Regions from separate parts of the Homo sapiens genome. Here region 2 is linked to region 1. A link is an interaction called in ENCODE POLR2A ChIA-PET data of the cell type or tissue named here. Cell type or tissue: CD4-positive, alpha-beta T cell. All regions are shown on one strand. Links, peaks and the distances in the headings refer to the core of each region. The heading gives the core; the rest is flanking DNA. Region 1 has its middle 8.2 kb from the start of NCAPG2. Region 2 has its middle 13 kb from the start of ESYT2.

Evidence for each region. ChIA-PET counts read pairs that join two places held together with the same protein. Peaks named below come from ENCODE experiments on the same cell type or tissue, not always from the same donor. Only the 100,000 strongest peaks of a DNase experiment are listed, where the experiment ranks them.
Region 2: POLR2A ChIA-PET joins it to region 1 with 5 read pairs; 11 of 35 experiments call an interaction of 5 or more read pairs at or near these places.

Annotation. Positions count from the first base shown.
Region 1 is chr7:158,710,805-158,715,194 of GRCh38, forward strand. No RefSeq gene overlaps it. Among named protein-coding and RNA genes, the nearest start is that of NCAPG2, 8.2 kb to the left of the region's middle. In CD4-positive, alpha-beta T cell, for the core only: no CTCF peak of the experiment used is centred there; a DNase peak (open chromatin) is centred at 1,727.
Region 2 is chr7:158,840,779-158,845,168 of GRCh38, forward strand. It overlaps a transcript of DYNC2I1 not described here. Among named protein-coding and RNA genes, the nearest start is that of ESYT2, 13 kb to the left of the region's middle. In CD4-positive, alpha-beta T cell, for the core only: no CTCF peak of the experiment used is centred there; no DNase peak of the experiment used is centred there.

The sequences.
Region 1 (4,390 bases), core at 145-4,144:
TCTGACACCCCTACAGTGCAGATGACCCTTGAAACATCATGCTCAGTGAGAGAAGCCAGACACGGAGGTCACGGATTGTAGGACTCCATTTATATGGAAGGTCCACATGACTGTAAAATCCACAGAGGCAGGAAGCAGATTAGGTGTTGCCAGAGACTGAGGAGAGGGCGTGGGGAGTGACTACTAATGGCTGTGGTTTTGGGGTGACGAAAATTATCTAAAATTAGATAGTGGTGATGGTTGCACAACCTTGTGGGTTTACTAAGGCCACACAGTTGTATGCTTAAAAGGGTAAATTTTATGGTATAAAACTGTATCTCAATAAAGCTGTTATTAAAAATTCACGGCTGGGCGCGGTGGCTCATGCCTGTAAACCCAGCACTTTGGGAGGCTGAGGCAGGCGGATTACGAGGTCAGGAGATCGAGACCATCCTGGCTAACATGGTGAAACCCCGTCTCTACTAAAAATACAAAAAAATTAGCCGGGTGTGGTGGCGGGCACCTGTAGTCCCAGCTACTCGGGAGGCTGAGGCAGGAGAATGGCGTGAACCCGGGAGGCGGAGCTTGCAGTGAGCCGAGATTGCGCCAATGCACTCCAGCCTGGGCGACAGAGCAAGACTCCGTCTCAAAAAAAAAAAAAAAAAAAAAAAAATTCACGGCCGGGCGCGGTGGCTCATGCCTGTAAACCCAGCACTTTGGGAGGCTGAGGCAGGCGGATTACGAGGTCAGGAGATCGAGACCATCCTGGCAAAACCCCGTCTCTACTAAAAATACAAAAAAATTAGCCAGGCGTGGTGGCGGGAGGCTGTAGTCCCAGCTACTCAGGAGGCTGAGGCAGGAGAATGGCATGAACCCGGGAGGCGGAGGTTGCAGTGAGCCGAGATCGCACCACTGCACTCCAGCCTGGGCGACAGTGCGAGACTCCCTCTCAAAAAAAAATTTATGACTGGTCATGGTGGCTCAGGCCTGTGGGTGGATCACCTGAGGTCAGCAGTTCGAGACCAGCCTGGCCAACATGGCAAAACACTGTCTCTACTAAAATACAAAAATTAGCTGGGTGTGGTGGTGGGCACCTGTAATCCCAGCTACTCGGGAGGCTGAGGCGGGAGAATCACTTGAACCTGGGAGGCAGAGGTTGCAGTGAGCCGAGATCACGCCATCACACTCCAGCCTGGGCAACGGAGCAAAACTCCATCTCAAAAAGAAATTAATTTACTAAAAATAAATAAATAAAAATTTACCAGCAAGAGTATGAATAGAGAGGAGCCAAGGTGGGGATTCGGATCTGGTGAGCTGAGGGGAAGGGGATGCAGTGCTGGTGGCACCAGGCACAGTCAAGCCCATATCCATGGGTCTGGCCTCAGGGACAACGTGAGCCAGAGTCCTGGGTGGTGCCACAGGGCAGAAAGATGTTATAAAGGCTTCCTAAGGGTCGTGGTATCTAAACAGACTCGAGAACACTCACTGTCAATCCTGAACACAACTTAAAATCGCCGAGTTCTTAAAACCAAAAAACCTAGCCCTACCCCAGACCAATTAAGTCAGAATCGCTGGCGGTGGGCTGGACAGAGTGATTCCATTGTGTAGCCAGAGTGTAGGTTTGAATGCTGCCGGGGGCTTGAAGCTGGAAGGGAGAGGGGCCTGCCAGGCAGAGGGCGGCATGTGAGTGCCAGGCAAACACGGGCATTGCCAGCATAGACTGGCAAGGGGTGAAACAAGCTGGAAACAGGAACTGTCGCCGGGGTTCACACCAGGAAGTTGGGGTTTATTCAATGGGTGGTGGAATCTCTCTGAAGTTTTTTTTTTTTTTTTTTTTTTTTTTGAGACGGAGTCTCGCTCTGTCGCCCAGGCTGGAGTGCAGTGCCGCAATCTCGGCTCACTGCAAGTTCTGCCTCCCGGGTTCTCGCCATTCTCCTACCTCAGCTTCCCGAGTAGCTGGGACTACAGGCGCCCGCTGCCATGCCCAGCTAATTTTTTGTTGTTGTTGTATTTTTAGTAGAGACGGGATTTCATCATGTTAGCCAGGATGGTCTCGATCTCCTGACCTCGTGATCCACCCGCCTCGGCCTCCCAAAGTGCTGGAATTACAGGCATGAGCCACTGCGCCTGGCCCTCTCTGAAGTATTTTAAGAACGAGTGTGACGTGTCTCTGAGAAATCCCTGGGGGCAATGGGCCCACGTAGGTGCTGGCGGGAGGGACCCAGCCAGGCAGCCACGGGTGACAGGCATGACTCCCAGCCAGGAAAGTCCTTCCTCGGATGCCGCACTGAGGAGTGAGTTCTGGCTGCTGCCTCCACCTCACAGCAGGCAGGGGTCTTCACAGCCACTGCATGCCCAAGACTACCCAGGCCAATGGACTAGAATGTCAATCTTTAAAATGCCTGAAGGGGGCCAGGCGTGGTGGCTCACACCTGTAATCCCAGCACTTTGGGAGGCCAAGGCGAGTGGATCACTTGAGGCCAGGAGTTCAAGACCAGCCTGGCCAACACGGTGAAACCCCATCTCTACTAAAAATACAAAAAATGAGCCTAGTGCAGTGGCATGTGCGTGTAATCCCAACTACTTGGGAGGCTGAGGCAGGAGAATTGCTTGAACCTGGGAGGCAGGGGTTGCAGTTAGCGGAGATCGCACCATTGCACTCCAGGCTGGGCAACAAGAGCAAAACTCTGTCTCAATTAAAAAAAAAAAAAAAAAGGCCGGGTGCGGTGGCTCATGCCTGTAATCCCAGCACTTTGGGAGGCCAAGGCGGGCAGATCACAAGGTCAGGAGATCGAGACCATCCTGGTCAACATGGTGAAACCCCGTCTCTACTAAAATACAAAAAAAAAAGTAGGCATGGTGGTGCACGCCTGTAGTCCCAGCTACTTGGGAGGCTGAGGCAGGAGAATAGCTTGAACCTGGGAGACGGGTTGCAGTGAGATCGTGCTACTGCACTCCAGCCTGGCGACAGAGTGAGACTCCATCTCAAAAAAAAAGAAAAAAAAAGATTGATAGTACACACTAAGCAATGAAAAGAATTAATTAAGATAAATCCATACCTATGTAAGTTACAATGGAATTGTAGAACATCAAGCTATTTTTAAAGGCCTAAAACCTTTCAGACAGAAAAGACAGATTGCTTAAAGAGATGTGAATGATTTAATAATTATTGGATGTGAAGATTATTACAAACAATAATCATCAACAGTAAATACCAGAAGGCAAGTGCTGGAGAAAAGTAACTGCCAACTCAGAATTTTAAAACCAGCCAACTAATTATTCAAGGAAAAGGGCAAATAAAGACATTTTCAGTCCTTAAAAGACCAAGGGAATCAGTACCCAGAGACTCTCCATAAAGAATTATTAAAGAAGAAAAGTCAACTCAAGGAAAGCTATGGAATCCAGGAAATAAAAACAAGCACAGAAATTGCCCATCTGCACCCTTAGATGTTATTAACAATCACTATAAAGTGATAATGACTTTTTTGCATTGAAAAAGATTGGAACTGGCCGGGCGCAGTAGCTCACGCCTGTAATCCCAGCACTTTGGGAGGCCAAGGTGGGTGGATCACGAGGTCAGGAGATCGAGACCATCCTGGCTAACACGGTGAAACCCTGTCTCTACTAAAAATACAAAAAATTAGCCAGGTGTGGTGACAGACGCCTGTAATCTCAGCTACTCAGGAGGCTGAGACAGGAGGACGGCGTAAACCCGGGAGGCGGAGTTTGCAGTGAGCTGAGATTGCGCCACTGCACTCCAGCCTGGGTGACAGAGAGAGACTCCATCTCAAAAAAAAAAAAAAAAAAAAAAGGAAAAATATTGGAACTAAAACTCTGGAAGAGCACACACTGAGTTGTAGTATCTACGGTCCTTTGTGTTTAGAAAGACAGATACCGAAAGAGTTTAACCAATCAAATAATATCACCTACAGCTTCCAAACAGCAAAGGAAAAAATATATAAAACTCTATCAATCCAAAGGTAGGAAAGAAGAGCAAGGAAGCAAAAGAAAAGGTAAAAATAAAACCTCAAGTAAGATCATAGAAATAAGTGTAAATATGCCACTATTCATAACTAATGTAGAAAGGTTAAATTCTTAATTTTAAAAAGAGATTAAATCGGATAACATAACATATTCCAGCTATGTGTATCTTATTCAAGATATAATTAAAACAGGCCAGGTACAGTGGCTCATGCCTGTAATCCCGGCACTTTGGGAGGCCGAGGCGGGCGGATCACGAGGTCAGGAGATTGAGCCCATCCTGGTGAACAGGGTGAAACCCCGTCTCTACTAAAAATACAAAAATAAATAAATAAATAAAATAAAAGATATAATTAAAACAAAGCTACACAGAAAGGTTTAAAATAAAGGTGTGAAAAATACCATTTAAGTACTAATTAATGGAAAGCTG
Region 2 (4,390 bases), core at 312-4,311, 130 kb after region 1:
CGGCCTGTTGTGAACTGCAGGGAAGCCTGCTCCAGGACGACAAGAGCCTGTGCTGGGGCCGTGTGGCCAGAGAGAGCTCCGTGCTTCATCAGGAACCACGGCCAGCCCACTGGCTGGAGCAGAGAGCAATGCCCACGGAGGCCACAAGCCTCCTGACTGTCCCTGGGTTCCACTCCCTCTCCACCAGCCCATCCTGCAACATGCAATTACAGCATGCTTTCCCATTTCAGTGACTTACACTTTAAATTTTAATCTTTGTATCACAACATTCAAGGCCCTTTACAAATGGGATCATGCCTACTTTTCAGCCTCATCTCCAACTGTCCCCCAACTCCCAGTCACAAAACACATGCCATGTACCATAGATTGTAGGTCTGCAAATATATATATATATATATATATATATATATATATATATATATATATATATATATATATATATATTTTAGACAGAGTCTTGCACTGTCACCCAGGCTGGAGTGCAGTGGTGCAATCTCAGCTCACTGCAACCTCCACCTCCCGGGTTCAAGCAATTCTCCCCACCTCACTCAGCCTCCTGAGTAGCTGGGATTACAGGGTGTGTGCTACCATGCCCAGATAATTTTTGTGGTTTTGGTAGAGACGAGGTTTCACCGTGTTGGTCAGGCTAGTCTCAAACTCCTGACCTCAGGTGATTCGCCTGCCTCAGCCTTCCAAAGCACTGGGATTACAGGCGTAAGCCACCACGCCCGGCCCCAGATAGTATTTTATTTAGTTTTCTATTTCTAGCATTCTGTCACTTCCTAGGGTATCAAATGAACTCTGTATGTCACCTAGTGAATAAATAAAAATGATGGAAGAAATATTATAAGATAGAATGTAACTGATTGGGAAATGAGCTATTCAGAAAATAATTGTTTTGGGTCCTTTTCTAGTCATAAATCCATTTATTCAGCAAATATGGTGGAGCACAGTGAAAAAGAAGACAGCGTCGCAAAGCTCTGTGGATGTGGCGCCTTTGGGAAACTCTAGGTTGCTCTATTTGGCAATGAGGGAGTGCCGCAGAAGTGAGGTTGACGTGAGGTTCACATTTTAGATGGTTCTGTCTGCTGGAGTGGGGAAGAATGGGCAGATTTAAGGTATAATTCAGAAGTCCTCTGATGGGAGCTTGTGACTGCCGGTGGAAGCTCAGGATGCGGATCTTAAGAGCTAGGCCTGGGGCATCCACGTCGTGTGTGACATTTCCAGATCCTGTGGCTGGCAAGGTATTTTGTTTGTTTGTTTGTTTTGAGACGGAGTCTTGCTGTCTTGCCCAGGCTGGAGCGCAGTGGCACCATCCCAGCTCACTGCAAGCTCCGCCTCCAGGATTCAAGCGATTCTCCTGCCTCAGCCTCCTGAGTAGCTGGGACTGCAGGCACCCGCCACCATGCCCGGCTAATTTTTGTATTTTTAGTAGAGATGGGGTTTCACCATATTGGTCAGGCTGGTTTCAAACTCCTGACCTTGTGATCCACCTGCCTCAGCCTCCCAAAGTGCTGGCATTACAGGCATGAGCCACCACGCCCAGCCGGGGCTGGCAGTTTTATTCCTCACATTCAACCTGACATTCAACAAAGAGTAGGCAGCTCTTCTAGTGTCACCGTTTCCTCAGCCGACATAGTGTGACCTGGTTAGGAAGGTGGGCTTTAGCCTCAGTCCGTCCACCTGCTTCTCTGAGTGACCTTGGGCAAGCTAATTAGCCTTTCTGGCCTGCAGTCTCCTCATACACTTATGGCATGATAATTAAATGAATTACCAATGGCCCGCACTGAGTTTGGTGCCTTGCTTGGAGCAGTCACTAAATAAATGATAGCTGTCACAGACACCTTTCCTGTCTTCCTTTTCGCTCATGTCAAGTGCTGATGAGTGGAAGTGAAGAAGGTCATAGTGACGTGTCTGACACCCGAATGCAGGAAATGAGAAAGGTTTATTGATTCTGCTCTTAATTTCTGTAAGGCAAAGAGCTGAGTTATTGGCCTTTGTGTCTGAAGCAAGTAGAAAGATATAAAACTGTAAGCTGATTCATAATAGTATGTGAGTTAAAATAGTGTCTGCAAAGCAGACACCATGTTGTGTATCTGTATTTTCTGTCTACAGAAAGACCATGAAATCAAAGCACAGAGTATTAGTAGATGTCCACTCAGATGCTCCTTAACACAGGATTTGAGATTCTACTCTCTGTGAGGACAGTAAGTGGAATCTTCTCTAAGTAACATCCACATACTGGAGCAAATGCAGATTACATAAACAGCTAAGTATCAACAGGACCTCCGCTCCACCTTGCTGAAGATTGGCTTTTTTTGTTTGTTTGTTTTTGAGATGGAGTCTTGCTCTGTTGCCCAGGCTGGAGTGCAGTGGCACAATCTCAGCTTACTGCAGCGTCCACCTCCCGGGTTCAAGTGATTCTCCCACCTCAAACTCCTGGGTAGCTGGGACTAGAGGTGTGTGCCACCATGCCCGGCCAGTTTTTTTTTGTTTTTCGAGATGGAGTTTCGCTCTTGTTGCCCAGGTTGGAGTTCAGTGGCATGATATCAGCTCACTGCAACCTCCACCTCTCAGGTTCAAGCAATTCTCCTGCCTCAGCCACCTGAGTAGCAGGGATTACAGACACCCACCACAACGCCTAATTTTTTTTGTATTTTTAGTAGAGACGGGGTTTTGCCATGTTGGCCAGGCTGGTCACGAACTCCTGACCTCAAGTGATCTGCCCACCTTGGCCTCCTGAAGTGCTAGGATTACAGGTGTGAGCCACCGCACCCAGCCTCATTTTTGTATTTTTTGTAGAGATGAGGTTTTGCTATGTTGGTCAGGCTGGTCACAAACTCCTGACCTCAAGTGATCTGCCCACCTCAGCCTCCCAAAGTACTGGGATTATAGGCTGAGCCACCGTGCCCAGCCAAGATTGGCTTTTATGTTTAAGCTGTAAATTACAAACTAAAACGTGACAGAGGCATATCTCAGTAGATTTAGGGATTTATTTTGCTGAGGTTGAAGACAAGCCAGGGAAAAAGAGACACAAGTTACAGTAGGATCTGTGTCCTGTGCTTTTTCCAAAGAGGGTTTTGGGAACTTTAATATTTAAAGGGGAATGTGCAAGCAGGAGGGGAAGAAAAAAGGAAGGAAAAAGGAGAGAGGGTAGGCAGTGAGGCAGTGGTTACATTCCTGTGAGGCACCGGTGAGTGTGAATCTACTTTACATGTGGAAAGAAAGGAATTGCAGGAAAGTCAATCATGCATTCTTCTCCAGCTCAATGGATCTATATTTTGCATGAAATAAAGTAAGCATGTGAATTACAGCCATCGGTTTGGGAACAAAAGGAAGGCAGTCTCTCTCCTCTCTCTCTCGTTTTTCTTTCACCTTGCAGGAAGTTTTCGCCTGACTCAGTTCCCAAGTGAGTTTGGGGTCCTGAGATTTTCCTTTCACAAAGGGAAATACATTTGAGATATGGAATACTTGTCTTAACGTTTCTTTCCTCTCCTCTCTTGTGTTCGTTAACCAAAATGCAAGAATCTCAGTCTGGTTTACTAAGCCAGACCTGGAGGGCACCTTTGGGAAAAACGTGGGTCATCGGTGCAGATGTCACTACTGACCCTGAGGAGGTTTTCAGGAGGTCTCATGTTTACTCATTTCCTTAAAGGGGGAGAGCGCGTGGGAATTGGGGTGGGTGGGTGATAAGGAAAATGGTCACGTTCTTGTGAGACTTCATTTAGTGCTAGTAAATCTACATTTTACACAAGATAAAGTGAAAGTTTTAAGAAAAAATGGAGTAAAGGAAGAATCAATTATGCAATCCTCTCTGGGGAGGTGGAGGAAAAATTGCTCTCATTTTTTTTCTTTTTTTTTGAGATGGAGTTTCGCTCTTGTTGCCCAGGCTGGAGTGCAATGGTGCAATCTTGGCTCACCACAACCTCCACCTCCAGGTTCAAGCGATTCTCCTGCCTCAGCCTCTCGAGTAGCTGGGATTACAGGCATGCACCACCACACCCAGCTAATTTTGTATTTTTAGTGGAGATGGGGTTTCTCCATGTTGGTCAGGCTGGTCTCGAACTCCCGACCTCAGGTGATCCACCTGCCTCAGTCTCTCAAAGTGTTGGGATTGCAGGCGTGAGCCACTGTGCCCAGTCTAATTGCTCTCGTTCTATCTTTGTTCTGCACCTGGGAAGATCAGCTTGTGTAAACCAAAAATAAAATTCTAGGGCCCCCCAACCATCTAGATGGACCTCTCCTCTTGGCCAAGGGCATTCCAAAGTTAACATGAATAATTCTCTCTTTCTCTATTTTCTTTTCTGCTTGCTTTAAATCTGCTGTTACTTTTCTTCTGAGATAAAAATCACTGTTTGGATCCAACTGGTTTATTGTTGTTGTTGTTTTA